2 separate regions of the Mus musculus genome follow, and region 1 is linked to region 2. The links are chromatin loops, found by intact Hi-C in ENCODE. Cell type or tissue: left cerebral cortex. All regions are shown on one strand. Each heading gives the region's core, and the rest is flanking DNA. Links, peaks and the distances in the headings are about the cores only.

Evidence for each region. A loop is a pair of places that touch in the nucleus more often than their neighbours do. Peaks named below come from ENCODE experiments on the same cell type or tissue, not always from the same donor. Only the 100,000 strongest peaks of a DNase experiment are listed, where the experiment ranks them.
Region 1: it touches region 2 in a loop (2.5-fold over the local background); 4 of 42 quality-filtered maps call a loop at or near these places.

The regions. Positions count from the first base shown.
Region 1 is chr19:44,304,994-44,313,324 of GRCm38, forward strand. Scd2 (stearoyl-Coenzyme A desaturase 2) reads left to right here. Exons shown (of 6, transcript NM_009128.2): 6 at 1-1,871. Among named protein-coding and RNA genes, the nearest start is that of Mir5114, 6.0 kb to the left of the region's middle. In left cerebral cortex, for the core only: a CTCF peak has its summit at 4,792 (motif pointing left); DNase peaks (open chromatin) are centred at 1,440, 1,992, 4,076, 4,676 and 2 more places; H3K27ac peaks cover 3,296 bases.
Region 2 is chr19:44,403,746-44,412,076 of GRCm38, forward strand. It overlaps Scd1 (stearoyl-Coenzyme A desaturase 1), which reads right to left and starts at 3,964. Exons shown (of 6, transcript NM_009127.4): 1 at 3,641-3,964; 2 at 2,742-3,015. The coding sequence starts at 3,664. In left cerebral cortex, for the core only: a CTCF peak has its summit at 3,736; DNase peaks (open chromatin) are centred at 3,772, 4,186 and 4,600; H3K4me3 peaks cover 2,298 bases; H3K27ac peaks cover 1,269 bases.

The DNA of each region.
Region 1 (8,331 bases), core at 182-8,181, 99 kb before region 2:
AAGTTTGGCCAACTTTCTAGAAACATCCCTGGCTCAGAGAGACTCTTTGTCAGTCATTCCAAAACAAATGGTTTGGTGGCACACATGCCGGCGAGTCAGGGCGGACAGAGCATGCACCGTGCTCCCGGCACTTGGCAAAGCTTCGGCAAAGCTTCGCGGGCTAATCAGCCCTCCTGGGTGATGCTGTGGTTAAGTGGGAAGCACAGCACTCGAGGTTGTGTTCTTAAGTGCCTCTGTTTGAAAGCTTTGGGTAGGGTAGGAGAGCTGAGATGCCATGAATTTCACAGAAAGGCTCTCGTGCAGCAGTGCAGAAGCCTGGCCGCGTCGGCTGTACAGCATACCAGGTGCTGTGCTTCGAGGGGACAGTCTTCCTGGGCTAGTTGAATAGAGAGAGGCTTTAGGGCCTTCCTGTGCCCACTTGAAAGTAGCCTTACCCTTCAGCTGTTTGCTAAAAGAGAATTCTTGGGCGAATCCAAGGTATTTGCTGAGCTGTGGCCCTATTCTATTCCTTGGATATGCCTTTTGAGTGATTTCAGTTCCGCTGGTTATGGTGCCCACTTAAACAAATGTGAAAAATAAAAGCAGCTCTCTTCTTAGCCTGCCCCGTGGATCTGAACCATGCTGTGGCTAAGGACCCCGTAAAATAACATCTGTCGTTAAGGGTGTACCAGCTCACTAAGAAACACTGCTATCAAGATTTTTAAAGCTCAAACCAAGTGACACTTTTAATAAGAGACTAAGATCTGATTGAGGGAGTTTTCTAACAGTCCTTGCCTCGTGGACACGCTAAAGTTTGACTTGGGTGCCTTACCTCTTTTCTAACCAGTGTTGCTCGTGAGCCTGTGGCGCTCGCTTGCTCGCTCGCTCGCTCGCTCCGTGGATTCCTTAAAACCAGAGAGCCTGTAAGTGTGGCAAGATCAAAACTGGCCTGGCTGGAGGGTTAGCTGGACATGGATCTGCAGGATTGCCTCTGGGGACCTCGTTTTGGGAACTTTTCTTGGGGCTGTTTTGCTCAAGTGCCCGTAGCTGATGGATGGGTGAAGTAATTTTGAACGTACGCGATTTGTAGGTTTTGTTATTTGTTTTAAGATTTAAAAGCTGGTTATAGGATTTTAAGTGAAAGCTTTTCTTCCTGGTTTGCTAGTGTTCTTGAGTGTCTTCTTTAGTTGAAATAGGTTAGTAGGAAATTTAAGAAAGTGGTGGCCGTGTTACACTGGTGGTGAAGGCCAGGGCCGCCTACCAACTCTCAGTTTTTTGTAACAGTCCCACTCTGACGATAATGAGTTCACTCCTTGGATAAGGATGTTAATGAGGGAAGAGCCTTCCCGACCTGACCTAATCAGCTCTTACTGGACCCAGCTGTCAACACTGTTGCATTGGGGATTTAAGTTTCCAACCCATGACTTATGGGACAGATTCAAACCGTAGCACTGGGCATTTCGCCTAACAATACTGTGACTCAGTATTCTGTGAAACTGGGATAATATTCCTGACCTACCTCCACGGGTAGGTGTGAGCATGAGAAAATGCTCTTTATAAAACATTTGGGGATCCTCTGCAGAGGAGTATTTAAGTCCTGCACATTTTTGTAGTAACTGTCCATCGTGGACTTGACATGTGCCTATGTCCCAGATGACGTTGTTAATCTACATCATTCTCAGAGGTTGAATGGATGCGTCAGATAATGTATACTCACTGCTATGAAAACATGCAGGACTCCGTTTCCTTCCTTGGGTGGGATTTTTCCTTTATTATGTGCAACTGTAGTTATTTGTAATCTAATAATTTTCATTAATACCAACTCCGAAAGTATTTCTACTCATCTGAGGTTGTGTTTGTTCATAATAAAATGAAATGATCTGACTGCAAAATGTCTCGTGGTGTTTTGGCTGCAATACAGCCTCCCAGGAGCTGGGTGGTGGCAACGGTGGCGCGCAACTTTAATCCCAGCAATAGGGAGTCAGGGGCAGGCAGATGTCTGAGTTTGAGGCCAGCCTGGTCTACAGAGTGAGACTCAGGACAACTAGGGCTACACAGAGAAACCCTGTCTTAAATTTAAAAAAGGAAAAAGAGAATTTAGAAGTCATGAGGTTTGAGTCATACCCCAGTAACCTGCCCTGCCTTCGGTGTTATTTGAGATTCATTTCTGGGAACAGGAAACCAGTAGTAAGTGGATATTAAATCAGAAACATCAGCTGGCACCTTGGCTTGACAAATGCCAGGTCTTTGAGTAGCTCATGGCCAAACACACCCAGTCAACGAAGCGTCTTAGTGCAGATCTTTCCTTGAAGCTCTGGTTGGGCAGTCCAGCTCATTCTTAGGAATATCCTGTCTTTAGGGAACAGCTAGCCTCTCAAAGTGCTGATGCCTGAAGGAAAGCCACCCAGGGAGGGGTTCACCATCACAAGATGGGAAAGGCAGGGCTTGGTTTCCCTCCTTATGTCCTTCTCTGTAGCCTTTTCTGCTTCCTCTGCGGTTACTTAGAGGCTACCAAAAGGGAACACGGGTCGGGTCGTGCAAGACTGGGCTCCTAGTTCACCTCAATCCCTGAGTCTGTTTTTACCTAAGACATCCATTCTAAAGGACTCTTGTAAGGTCATGGTGCCAGCCTGTGATTCTAGCTACTTGAGGGAGGGAGGAAGAGAGGGAGGGAAGGCCTGGAAGTTCAAGGCCTGCCAGGCAACCTAGTGAGATTGCCTCAAAATTTAAAGAAATAAAGGGGACCGGTGGAGTCAGTGAAGGTGTGTTCCTTAGCAACTCTACAGGGCTCAGTAATTCTGAATCCCGAATCAGGGACTGCATGCTGACTCTTTGCCAGTCCTTAAGAGCCAGGCCAACAATTGTTGCTTCTTGTTCAAGGGTAAAGATCCCCTGAAGATAGCAATAAATTCCTTTGGGTGGTGGTGGTTTTGTAGGAGAGGCTAATCTTAGGTTAAGGTCCTAGTGAAATCAAACCATGTCACAAAAGGAAAAGAAACACTTCAAAGATACTGATGGAGACAAGAGTAGATTGCCTGATGCCCAGTGGCTACCAGTTTTCTACTTCCACAGAGAAACCGGGAAATGTCCTCCAAAATGTCTACCAGGGCAGGAAAAGGGGAAGAAATAAAACCAAGTCACACATGTAACTATTGGAAGCTGTTGATATATTGCCAGAAAAAAGGCAAATTTACCTCCATAAACTAGCAATGGATAATTTAACAATGACACAGAACGGGATCGCCACAAAATCAAAAGCAGTAAGTGTTATGCTTAAGTACCCCAGGGTGCTGCCTGGAGAAGTGGGTCGGGTGGTCATACCTCTGATCCCAGCACTTGGGGTATGGGGATCCCGACAGGTAGGTGGATCTCTAAGGCCAGCTTGACCCACTGTCATGAGCACCAGGCCAGCCAAGGCAAGTAGTGAAACCCTCTCTCAAAAGTATCAAGTACTATTGAAGGAAAACACAAGGGGAAAAAAAATAAGGCTAAGTAACGTTATAGGTGGGAAGGCTTAGTATTGATGGTAGTGCTCCCAAAACAGACTTGCCAATTCAAGACAATCCTTATCAAGTAATGTTCCAGTGAGGTAGATGAATATATAGATTATAACATTCACAGGGGAATTCAAGAGACCCAGAATAGACAAATAGAAAACATGCACACGTGCACATACAAAGATGGATGAAATTTATTCTTTCAAACTTTCTTCAAAGGGCCATTAATAAAAGTGGATAAATCCAGACCAAGTGGGGTTGAAAGTAGACATTTACAATTAACAGATACTTGGCAAGCATTCAGATGGCTCAACTGGTAAAGAGAATCTTCTAGCAGAGTTAAACAAGTGAATATCCGCAGGTAACTGTTACTATTGTTGGCCCACCACGTCATATCACACACAGCTAGGAACTCAAATATATTATGTAAAGCTAAAATTCCCTGAGGAGAAAACACTGGTGTGCACAGATGATAATTTCTTATGACAGTAGAAACAACGACCCTTTTTAAGTGTTACGAATTCGGTTTCGTCAAAGTAGAGGCTTTAGGTCTTCAAAAGATACCATCAGGTAACTGAGAAGGCAGATGGGGATGTGTGAGGGCTTAGTGCTGAGAGTCTGTGAAATGCATGCTTTCATTCTGCTGTTAGCAAGACTGAGTCAAATCCTGCCTGGAAGCAAGAGCTGTACTGCTGAGCAAGACCCACAGCAAAGGAACCCTTACAGGTCAACAACAAAAAGACGACAGGGATACCATGCTACATATATAATATGTATTATGGTATATATATAATAATACATATATAATAACAATAAATACCTGCTATTAGAAATAAGGCATTTGAGTAGACATTCATGACCAGAAGACCCACAGATGGGCAAAAAAGACATGGAAAGGTACTTGGTATTAGCAGCCCTCAACCCCGTACTAAGCAGCGTACTGAAATACCTCATTTCCACTAAAATAACTGTAATAAAAACATAAAAGTAAAAAGGAAGTGTTGCTGAGGATGTGAACAGACAGAGACACTCACTCGCTGCGGATGAAAATCTGAGATTGTGCGTCTCCTTTGGAAAGAAGACCAGCCATCTCCCAAATAGTTAGCAACAAGCAGGCACGGATCGCAGACACACTTCTAGGCATCCACCCAAAGGATGTGGAAAGATGTGTCCACACAAAAACTTGCACATGGGGCTGGTGAGATGGCTCAGTGGTTAAGAGCACCGACTGCTCTTCCGAAGATCCTGACTTCAAATCCCAGCAACCACGTGGTGGCTCACAGCCATCTGTAATGAGATCTGACGCCCTCTTCTGGTGCATCTGAAGACAGCTACAGTGTACTTAAGATATAATAATAAATAAATCTTTAAAAAAAAAAAAAAACTTGCACATGGATGTCCATACCTGCATTACATCACAGTACAAAAGCAGAAACAATCCAAACATCTATCAGCAGAGGTGTAAACACAATGTATTTTTAAGACAGTGCAGTATTTCTCAGCTATAGGAATGAAGTACAAGACAGACCATTTTTCTGACTCAGACCAAAGAGGTACTTCAGGAGTCTATTTATATGAAGTGTCTGAAACAGGCACATCTAGAGTCAGAAGGCAGATTGGGAGTTACCAGGGGCCAGAGAAGAATGGAAAGTAATGAGCCCTCTTACGGTGAATAACATTTCCAAAAGATACATTGTGATGGTTGCACAACTGAGCAAATATGCTAAGATAGCTGTAGGGTTTCCATTGCTGGGAACAGACACCATGACCAAGGCAACTCTTCTAAAGGACAGCACTTAATTGGGGCTGGCTTACAGGTTCAGAGGTTCAGTCCATTATCATCAAGGCAGGAGCATGGCAGCATCCAGGCAGGCATGGTAGCTGAGAGTACTACATCTTCATCTGAAGGCTGTTAGCAGAATACTGACTTCCAGGCAGCTAGGATGAGGTGACACACGTACTCCAGCAAGGCTACACCTCCAAATTAGTACCACTCATTGGACCAAGCATATTCAAACCATGATAATAGCTAATAATTTTTTTTTAAGTTTTGGTTTTTCTAGATAGGGTTTCTCTGTGAAGCCCTGCCTGGCTTGGAACTCTTTGTAGAGTCTGACCTCAAACTCAGAGATCCACCTGCCTCTTCCTCCTGAGTGTTGGGACTAAAGGTTTTCGCTACAATGCCCTGGCTTAGTAACTATAAATTTTTAAGGTGCAATTTCGGTTTATAGATTATTTGTCTAATAACAGACGTTAAATGAGAAGGGCACTTTGTGTTGGATTGTTTTTAGTCCTAACAGAGCCTGAGGTTGGATTGCAAATGTACCAGAAAGCACTGGTGAAAAATCACGTCTTCAATGGAAGGACATTCTCTCTTCTACATTCTAATTCAACAGTGAAGTGGCTTCCGGACTTTAAAAAAAAAAAAGACTAAGCATGTGACCAAAAGCAGCTGCTATAATGTAGCCTGTGAGATGATAATCTTGCCCCATCAAATTACAGTGGTTGGGGAAAGCCAGATACGGTCTTTTCTGTAAATGAAAGGGCTTGTGCCAAACTCAAACACAAATGCAGCACCTTTTGAAAGACAGACATCAAGCTCGCAGGCTGGAAGATGCGATGATTGTTAGCATTCTGTCTAAACTCCACCCCACAGTTACCTAGCAACAGTCAGACAGGCCTAGCCCACTCTAAGAGGGGCTGCTTGCCCCCTCCTCCCTCTCTTACTCTTGTTTCCCTCTTATTTCTCTCTTGCCCTCTTGGGATCTTCCCTTCTCCATTCCCTTCCCACCTCTCTCCATGAGCTCATGGCCGTGGCCAGCCTCTACTTCTCTACTCTCTCCCTCTCTCTGCCTTTCTCTGACTCTATTACCCTTCTAACTCCCCTCCCCATGCCCTAAATAAACTCTCTTCTATACTATACCATCATGTGGCTGGTCCCTCAGGGGAAGGGATGCCTCAGCATGGGCCCGCTGGGGCACCCCCTTCCCCCACACCTCACCACACCCCCATAGAACACATCCTATACCTCCTTATCTTTTTATAAACACATCAGTGATAATGCCAGGATCATTTCTCTGGTCAGGCACTAAGCTAAAGGCTGGAGGATGTCTCATCTCACATCAGAAGCAAGAGATGGGAGCGCCTCAGAGTGGTAGCTGAGTTCATTTAGAGGCAGCAGGAGTGGTGTGGCGATACTGCAGTCAGGCTCCACAGAATCCAGGCACCCTCTCCCTGCATGAGCTTACTGTGTTCTGGAACCAAACAATCTATCCAGCTCCCATTCTTGCTGTGACCTACCACACCCCAGTTTTACACCCACCTCTCAGACCACATAAATAGTGCTGGCATTTTCTCTCCTCGCAACTACAGTCTGGCTGCCTGTAAAGGACTGAGCACTATTATAACTAAGGGCAGCTTCCATTAATTGCAAATGTCTCCCTGCACTTCAATAGTGGCGCTCAGTGGCAAATGTCACGGGAAGTGGGCGTTCTCTTCGGTGACCTGTGCTTAATGTTCTATGCAACAAAGAAAGCACTGAGTTTTGGACAATGAATTCTGAGCACACGCCATAAATCCCAAAGATAAACTCCCTAAGGGACAGAGATTCTGCCCTGAAGTTGCTGGAGGCAGAAAGAGCCCTCCTCCTCTGGTGAGCACTCCTCCCACGCTATCTGCCCGGGGAACAGCAGAGAGCTCACAAAAGGGCAGTGTGTGCTGTGCTGACTCATGGTGATTTTGGTGCTGGGGACATCCAAGAGTCCATTGGCATCTTGGCCATTTTCCACTGAGAACAATGAGTAGTCAGGGTCAGGCCTTGAAAGACTTTGTGAACAAGAACAGCAAACGAGAGAAAACTGGTTGTCAAAGGCATGGCAGGCCCAGAACCACGCCTGGCTGTATTCTTACGATTTCTTTTTTTCTTTTTTCTTTTTCTTTAGAAGTGGAGGGTGAGGGTAAGAATTCTCCTCTGAGACTCTTTGGGTTAGTTATGCCTGTTAACTGAAGCAGCATTTCTTTGGCGTAGAAGCAACTTACACTGTAAAAATAAGGCTCTGTTTACTCTTGCCATGCTTGTAAGATGCCCTGGATTGCGTCCCCAACACTGGAAAAACAAAAACAAAAAACCTAACTAAGTGAATAAATGACATCATAAAAGCATCATTTTAAAGGTCCCAAATCCATGACCATGGCGCATGAATTTATATACTTATACTGTTTAGCCACCGCCATTTATTACTATTATTAGTTATTAATTAATCACCTGGTTTTCAGACAAGGTTTCTCTCAGTATCCTTGGCTGTCCTGGAATTCAGTCCGTTAGACCGGACTCTCTCTCTCTGCATCTCTAGTGCTGCTATAAGAGATGTTTATCACTATACTGGGCCTCATCTTTAGTTTTAAAAAAATGTCATTATCCTCACCCCAAAAGGAAACACTATTCCCATTCGAATGACTCCTCATGACCCTCCCACTGTATCAACAACCAATATGCTGCCTATGAATCGGTTGTTGTTTATGTCGGAGAAATAGCCATACTGTGTGTGTCTGGTAGCCTCCCTGCATGACATTCTGTGTGTCTCTTTGTAACAGGTCCCCCACCGCCCCCCCCCCCCAACCTGGTCCTTAGTTGGCTCCCAAATCTTAACACAACTAACATGGTGAAGTGATAGAAGTACTATTCAGGTCATGGAACCCAGCACATAGGCAGCACCACCCGCCAAAATGAAAACAAAGATCTAATTCATCAAAGGCCATAGCTCTGGGAAGTCTGTAAATGTACTAGCCTTGCTTTTTGGCTTCTGTAGTTCCCCTTCTGGCTAACTGTTCTTGCTAAATGTGTCAAACAAAGACA
Region 2 (8,331 bases), core at 133-8,132:
AGGTCGTGAGCTCAATTCCCAGCAACCACAGGGTGACTCGCAACCATCTGTAATGGGATCTGATGCCCTTTTCTGGTGTGTCTGAAGACGACGACAGTTTCTCCATATACATAAAATAAATAAATAATTTTTACAAAAGATTCTCATATACTTGCTACATATTTTAAACAGGGTACCATGAATACTGTATTTAACCCTGGAACTTTGAACAGCAGAGAAAATCTGAGTTCAAGGCCAGCCTGGTCTACAGAGTTCCAGAACACTCAGGGACACACAGAGAAACCCTGTCTCAAAAACAAACAAACAAAACCAAACCACCCACAAACCCCTTCTACTTTCCAGTAGAGGAAGTATATCCCAGAAAGGTTAGGTCTGAACAGGGCTACACAATTAGCAAACTAGGAACCCAGTGCCACAACATTTTCCTGACTCATCATCTTCTAGGCATGCAGGCTTAGAGGACATAATTTCTTTTTTTGTTTGTTTGGGTTTTTTGTTTGTTTGTTTGTTTGTTTTGAGACAGGGTTTCTCTGTGTAGCCCTGGCTGTCCTGGAACTCACTCTGTAGACCAGGCTGGCCTCAAACTCAGAAATCCACCTGCCTCTGCCTTCCAAGTGCTGGGATTAAAGGCGTGCGCCACCACCCGCCTGGCTAGGATACTAATTTCTTCTTCTAATATCTTGAATGGGTAAAGAGGTCCTTTGCATCCCCAGCTCTTCTCTGGCCAGCACTCACAGGCTGGGACAGAGGCTCTGGTAGACACTGCTTTCATGACTAAGAAGCAACAACAACAACAACAATAGATCCTCAGAAGCCATCGACTTTTGTTGCAGTCAAGAGGTACACACTGCATAATGTCTATGTCCTGTAGCGGAGACAGAAACCTTCTAAGCAGCTTCCTGTGCACCCCCATTTTCCTCTTCCAGAGTCCTTGTGAGCCAGAGTCAGTGTCTGTCATCCAAAGTAAATTCTAGCCACATTCTCTCAGAGATGATGTCTGCTACCCACGGTCATATGGCAATCTGATTGTCTTATGTACCGGATCTGACCACACTGTACCAGAGCTCCTCAGAAAACCACTAGCAATCAATGGGAGAAAAGAGAAGGTTTGGGGCAACATAGAAGTCCTCAACTTTACACCAAGGAAGTATACATGTTGGGTTCATGCTGTAGATGACCCAGGCACAATCTAGACCACATATGTCAACAGGGGAATTGGGACAAGGACACAGGCACACTGGGATATTCTACCCAAACCTCATCACACCCCATCCCTTGAACTATCACGTCCACCTGTTGGTAAAGGAACATCTGAAGAGTTATTGTAAGCAGTGGGCTAGATCCGTGGTGGCCTTTAATTCCAGTACTTGGGAGGCAGAGGCAGTCAGATCTCTGTGAGTTGAAGGTCAGCCTGGTGTACAGCGAGGCACTGTCTCAAAAAAAAGGGGGTGGGGGGTAGACGGGAGAAGTGGGCTGGAGACTCTTTGAGTCTTGAGCGTTATCAGAGATCTCTTCAGAACTGGGTTCTTTTGCCGAGTTAATAAAGAGAATAAAGGGGCTCTGGAAATAGCTTTCTCAAGATAAAGGCCGGGAAGCGGGGTAGCTAGCCTAAGAACAGAACCGCGCTAACCCCCAACAAAGCACTGCTGCTCTACTTGTGACGTGGAAAAACAGCGGATCCTCTCAGATCTAGGTCATCTGGACAACTTCTAAGAGGACACTCCCAGGACCAAATTTAACTACTTAGAAGACCTATGAGGCCCAGGGCAGAAGAGTTAATACCTGGCTAACTATCCCTCTCCCAACCTTATGCTCTGAGAGAGCTGCCACAAAATACCCACAGCTATTACTGTTCCAGAGAAACCTGCCATGTCTTAAGGAGAGGGGACCTCTCTGAGAGACCCCCTGCTTCTCCTTCCCAACTCAGGTTTCTTAGACGAAACCACATGTAAAGCTCAAATGTATCCCAGAGGTGGCCCACACCCAGTGAATCCCCGGGGAGCTGAATTAGAGGCAGGGCTGCTGAAAGTCCATTCTCTGCCAAGGAGGGGTCACCAGGGCAAGAGGACTGGACTTCCGAACGCTTTGGGTCCTTCGCACTTCATGGTCTCAGGGGACACAGCAAGAGCAGGCTAGATGTGGGAATGGAACCAGAACCTTATTTCATTCTTTTAACATGCTGCTGATTCGCAGGTGCTGCACCCTGGAGAATGACCTGGCGCAGAACACCCACCTGGAGACTGGGTGCTGTAGAAACCTGCATCGTCTTTCCCCAAGGCAAACCAGCTTGGTCTAGTCAAGAGTTTGGAGTCAGAATAGTTGTGTGGAAATAACTGCCTTTTGTCCCTTTCTTTTCAAGGACTGCTCTGGTACAGTGTCCTCGGGGTCTGTTCCCTGCCCTGGCTGAAGAGTAGTCCACAATTGTCCCTGACTAGCACGGGATTTCCCATGCCTCTCAGGTAGGGCTGGGTTCTCTTGGGTCAGGTGGGGCCAGGATGCACAGCTTAAGCAAGCGTCTCATACAGAAAAGCTTGTTCAGAGAGAGTTGCTTCTCTGCCTCAGGTAGACCCCTCCCAGTCTCCTGCACAGGGACTCAGTATTCATGTTAAGTCCCACAAGGAACCAGAAAAAAAGGCTGGGGAAATCTGAACAGAGCAGCCACTGCCTTGGGTCAGAGGGTACCTTATTAGAGAGCAAAGAGAAATCTGAGGCACTGGCCCAAGACAAGGGGCGCTGCTCACCGAAGAGGCAGGTGTAGAGCTTGCAGGAGGGAACCAGTATGATCCCGTACAGGCCTCCCAAGTGCAGCAGGACCATGAGAATGATGTTCCTCCAGACGTACTCCAGCTTGGGCGGGGGTCCCTCCTCATCCTGATAGGTGGGGTCGTGAATATCTTCTTTCATTTCAGGACGGATGTCTTCTTCCAGGTGGAGGGGCACCGTCTTCACCTTCTCTCGTTCATTTCCGGAGGGAGGTGCAGTGATGGTGGTGGTGGTCGTGTAAGAACTGGAGATCTGCAAAGAAAAAATTCAGTCGGGGGAGGCCGATCTGTGGGGCTCTCTCTCTCTGTCTCTCTCTGTGTGTTGTGTGTGTGAGAGAGAGAGAGAGAGAGAAATAGGAAAGAAGAATGAAACATTTATAGCCTCAGTAACACACAAAGGGATCCCCGTGTAAGTTATACAAGTATCGGTAGGACGGGCTTTTCTTTAAAGCAGCGGTTCTTAACCTGTGTCTCACGCTCAGCCCCTTTGGGGGTCAAATGTCCCTTTCAGAGGGGCAGCCCAAGACCATCGGAAAACAGATATTTACATTACGATTCAAAACAGTACCAAAATTAAAGTTATGAAGTAGCAACGAAATCATTTTATGGTTGGGGGGGAGGGGGTCACCACAACATGAAAAACTGTAGTAAATAAAGGATCGCAGCATCTTGAAAATTGAGAACCGCTGCTTTAAAGCTAAAGGCACGAAAGTTGGGACTCATCTGCCCAAATTACAATCTACACCTCTCAACCAACCGGTCACGTCAGAATTCGAGAAAGCCCAGTAGTCCGGAGAACTCTCAACTTTCTCCTCCCGGGACCAGTCACCTAGCTGCGTGGCCAGTGCAAGGAGCGAGGGCCGCTTCTGGAAGCTCACCTCTTGGAGCATGTGGGCCGGCATGATGATAGTCAGTTGCTCGCCTCACTTTCCCAGTGCTGAGATCGAGCGTGGACTTCGGTTCCGGAGCCCGTTGGTGTAGGCGAGTGGCGGAACTGCGCTTGGAAACCTGCCCTCCTGACTCTCGGGATGGGTGTTCAGCCCGGTCTGGCTGTGCACAGATCTCCCTGGGCTGGGATTTTAAAGGGTAGAGCAGGCGATGGGATGACCGTGTTCAGTATTTCCTCAGCCCCCTTTTATCGGCTGCCAGCAAAGGGTAAAGAGCGCAGAGATAGCTAGCCAAGGAAGCCAGGCGTGGAGGTGAGGGAGGGAGGGAGGGAGGGAGGGAGGAAGGGAGGGAGGGAGGGAGGGAGGGAGAGAGAGAGGGCGGGACCAAGAACGGGAAAGAAAGCCAAGTAGATTCCAGAGTAGACCTTGGAGGCGCCGGGATGCTGAAGGCATCAACAGGGCGCGCTGCTCCAACCCCCTGCCTGGGGATAAATGCTAATGTGCCTCCTGTGAAGCCCGTCTTGTCATTGGCCAAAGAGAATTTGGTGCCACCTTGTCCTGCCTTTTCCATTGGCTAGGCGCAATCTGCTGTTCCCTCTGCCTCTAGCTTCTCGCTCTCTCCTCCCCTCTTTTTCTCCTTATCCTCTTTGCTGTGGGCTGATGGGTGACTTTTCTTTAAGAGCAGGATAACGTGATTCCAAGTAGGAATTGTGTGCAAGCCTAGGACTTTGGTCTGGCGCTTAGCAAATGGTTCACTGGGGAAATCGCATCGAAAGAAGTGAGGAAGACACTGGCTACCGCCACTCACAACTCGGTCTAACTTCACATCTACCCCCACTTCCAGGCACCAGCAAAGAGAAACCCCGGGAGACTGGGATATGAGGGTGCGCCCAGGGCTCTGACCCGGGAAAACAATAGTGTATCCCTTCAGCCAGCATCCGGTTGCTGCTGCGTTCTTGACAGCACACGCTGAGTTACAACTGCACTCACTCATTGGGCTCCGTCTGCCGGGGACCGCCTCTGCTGGGAGCCAGAGCCCAATCCTAGCTGCTTCTCCTCAAACGGGACGGGACGTTTGAGAGCTCCTTAGATCCTCACGTTGAGATTCCAAGAAAAGGGACTAAGGAATCAAAGGGCCTGAGTGTGCGGTGCGAATAGCAAACAGGCACTTTGCGATCCCTAAGAAGTCTCAAGAATTTCCTTTTTGTTGAACCCACACTGACCCTGAGCAGTAGGTATTCCTTGGTACTTACTGTTATTGGTTTCTTTTTAGACAAGGTCTCTGAAGCTCTGACTGTCCTGGAACTCACAGTGTAGACCAAACTGGCCTCAAGCTTCATAGATCTGTGTCTGCCTTTGAGCTGGGTCCAGCTCCTCGGTCTTTTTAAAAAGGAAGTGAAATTTAAAAGAGTTGAGGTTACCTGTGGTCACGCTTAGCCAGTGTATGGTGGAGCTAGGAATTGAGTATCAGATGAGTGGCTCAAAGGTAAAGGCAGGCCTGGCATGGTGGCGCATGCCTTTAATCCCAGCACTCAGGAGGCAGAGGCAGGCGGATTTCTGAGTTCAAGGCCAGCCTGGTCTACAAGGTGAGTTCCAGGACAGCCAGGGCTACACAAAGAAACTCTGTCTCAAAAAGCCAAATGCAGCCTGGTCTACATAGTGAGTTCTTTTCTTTTTTTCCTCTTCTCGCTTTTCTTCTGCCTGCCTGCCTGCCTGCCTGTCTGTCTGTCTGTCTGATATCAATGGCTTTGCAGCCTACTCTACATAGTTCCTTTCTTTCTTCTGAAAAAAAAATTTAAGATACGGTTTCTCTATGTAGCTCTCACTATGTTGGAATTTGCTTTGTAGTCCAGGCTGGGCTTCAAACTCAGAGGTGTGCCTGTCTCTGCCTCTCAAGTGCTGGCATAAAGGTTTGTGCCACTAAGCCCAATTTACAAAGCAAATTGTAGATCATTCAGGGTTACATAGACCTGTTTGACAATAGCAGCAGCCAGGTTCTCCTGGGAATTTCCCCTATTCCCTCATTCTGCTCTTATCCCCTAGATCTGGGGATATTACCTGGACTAAACTGTAACACACGTTTGCCAGAAAAGACAAGGGCAGACCCAAGACAGCATGCAGTATAGGAGTCCACTACCTCTCTCCAAAATCAAGCTGCTATGCTAGTGAGAAAGCTTTGGGGCCCCAGAAAACGTTGGGTAAGAGAGAGTTGATTTCAGTGTCTCTAACTGGAGTGGAGACATAGTAGGGACCGGGTTTGTCTGTAATCTTATATGACTGTAACATGGCACCCACTGTAGACTTCAGGAGCTTCCAACCGAGCACACACTAAGACTGCATAATAGGAAAGAAAACTGTGGAAAAACACACGAGTTGGTATCAGGAATTATTAGGACAGTGACTAGCTAGAACGCCTAAATAAATACGATTTGCTTATAGTATATATTTTAAATGTTTATTTTTATTTTTAATTATATGTCTCTATGGGTGGGTTACATGTGCCCAGAGGTATGAGAATCCCTGGAGCTGCAATAACTGGTGGTTGTGAGCTGTTTGACATGTGTGCTGAGAACTGATCTCTGGTCCCCTGCCAGAGCAATGAAGGACATTTAACTACTGAGCTGTCTCTCTCTCTCTTTTTTTTTTTTTTACAATATAACTTACAACTCTCAGCACATGCCTATAATCCCAGCACTCAGGGGGCAAAAGCAGATAAATCTCTGAGTTCCAGGCAAGCCAGAGCTACCTACATAGTGAGGTCCTTTCTCTAAATAAATCAAATTTTAGCATTGTAATTCAGCACATGTTTTAGTGCAGATGAAGGGAAAGCAGAAGGTAAGTTAGAGATGAGGACGGGCATTAGAGCTTTCCTCTGGGTACCAACGGAGTCTTTAAATTCTAAGAGATTGAAAAGAGAGCAAGGAAAAAGTAAAAGTCAGGTCCCACTTAGCCATTTTAAGTAAACACACAGACCTTAGCAAGAATCCATAGAAACGGAGGCCGCTCGTAGAACTGGAGGGCACTCATAGAAACGGAGGCCGCTCACTCAGTCCCTCTCAAGCACGCTGGGCCCATTATTCCGACAAGATTGTACATATTGAGGGCAGGTCCGGGAAAGCAGGTTCACGCTTGGAAAGCCCCTGGATCGTGGCCATCTCTCTGCGTGCCTTTATCCCACAAAGCACCTGGCCAGCTGACTCTTCTGACCTAGAGGGGCACGGTGAAGATGTGTTCCATTGTCCCTCACTGGCAGACACTCTTTAAAAACTGTCACTACTATTGAAAAGGACTGATTGGCACCTAATCTAGAGTGTGTGATGTGTTTGTGTCACCGATCCCATCCTCTTTCATTAACGTAAAAAAACCTGAAGGCCCTCATGGACGGAGGAAGAATGGCCTTCGGCTGATCATGTGAGACAGTTTCCATTCTGTTTCTCTAACTAGGAAACTGTTTCCCTTTCGAGCAGAGGTCACCTCCCGTCGGAGGCTCTAGGTAATAACAGAGCAGAGTTGTCATTTTGACTTGGATTTTGTATTAATTTCATTATAAGAGAGCAAATTTTCCCAACAATTATGAAAGGAAAAAGTATTAGCCTCTTTAAAGGGTTTGTACAGATTGATGAAAACTCAGAATGATTAAAAATGAAAGTACTGAATAGGAACCCTTGATAGAATTATAGATAATCTACAAATAAATAACTAAGATTTGACTTTATTAGCTGTTAAAAAGGCAACAGTGAATATAGTTTGTTACTATTAAAGACCTTATAATATTCTATGTTGGGGAAAATAAGCCAGATTTTCTGTTTTGTTTTATTGTATGTATGTATGTATGTATGTATGTATGTATGTATGTATCTATCTATCTATCTATCTATCTATCTATCTATCTATCTATCTATCTATCTAATGTATCTTGTTTTTGCTATGTAGACCAGGCTGGCCTTAAACTCACAGAAATCTGCTTGCCTCTGCCTCCTGAGTGTTGGGACTAAAGGTGTGTGCCACTGTACCTCTTTAAAGATTTATTTTTATTTTTAATTGTGGTGTGTGTGTGTGTGTGTGTGTGTGTGTGTGTGTGTGTGTGTGTGAGAGAGAGAGAGAGAGAGAGAGAGAGAGAGAGAGAGAGAGAGAGAGAGGCTCACCAGTGGAACCAGAAGACAACCTGTAGGAGTTGGTTCTCTCCTTCAACTATGTGGGGCCTGGGACTCGAACTCATGCCACTAGGTTTAGCAGAAAATGTCATTACACACTGAGCCTTCTTGCCAGCCAAAGGTTTGGTTTTTGAGACAGGGTCTCACTATGTATCCCTGGCCAGCCTGGAACTTATTATTAGACGAGACTATACTCAAACTCACAGCTCTGCTGGCCTCTGCCTCCCAAGTTTCTGAGTACTGGGCTTAAAGGTGTGGGCTGCCATGTGCAGCTGACATCGAAGTTTCTTTTCGTGGGCTGGAGAGATGGCTTAGTAGTTAAGAGTGCCACACTCTCCCAAGACACCTGGGTTTGATTCCCAGCACCCACATGGCAGCTTTAACTGCCGGGTAATATTGGTAACTCCAGTTCCAGGGGATCCAGTGCCCTCTCTAGACACATATGCAGGCAAAATATCTATATATACAAAAGGAAAAAAAAAACTATTTCCAGGGAGATGCATGCAGACAGTTTTCAGGCAGGTGGTC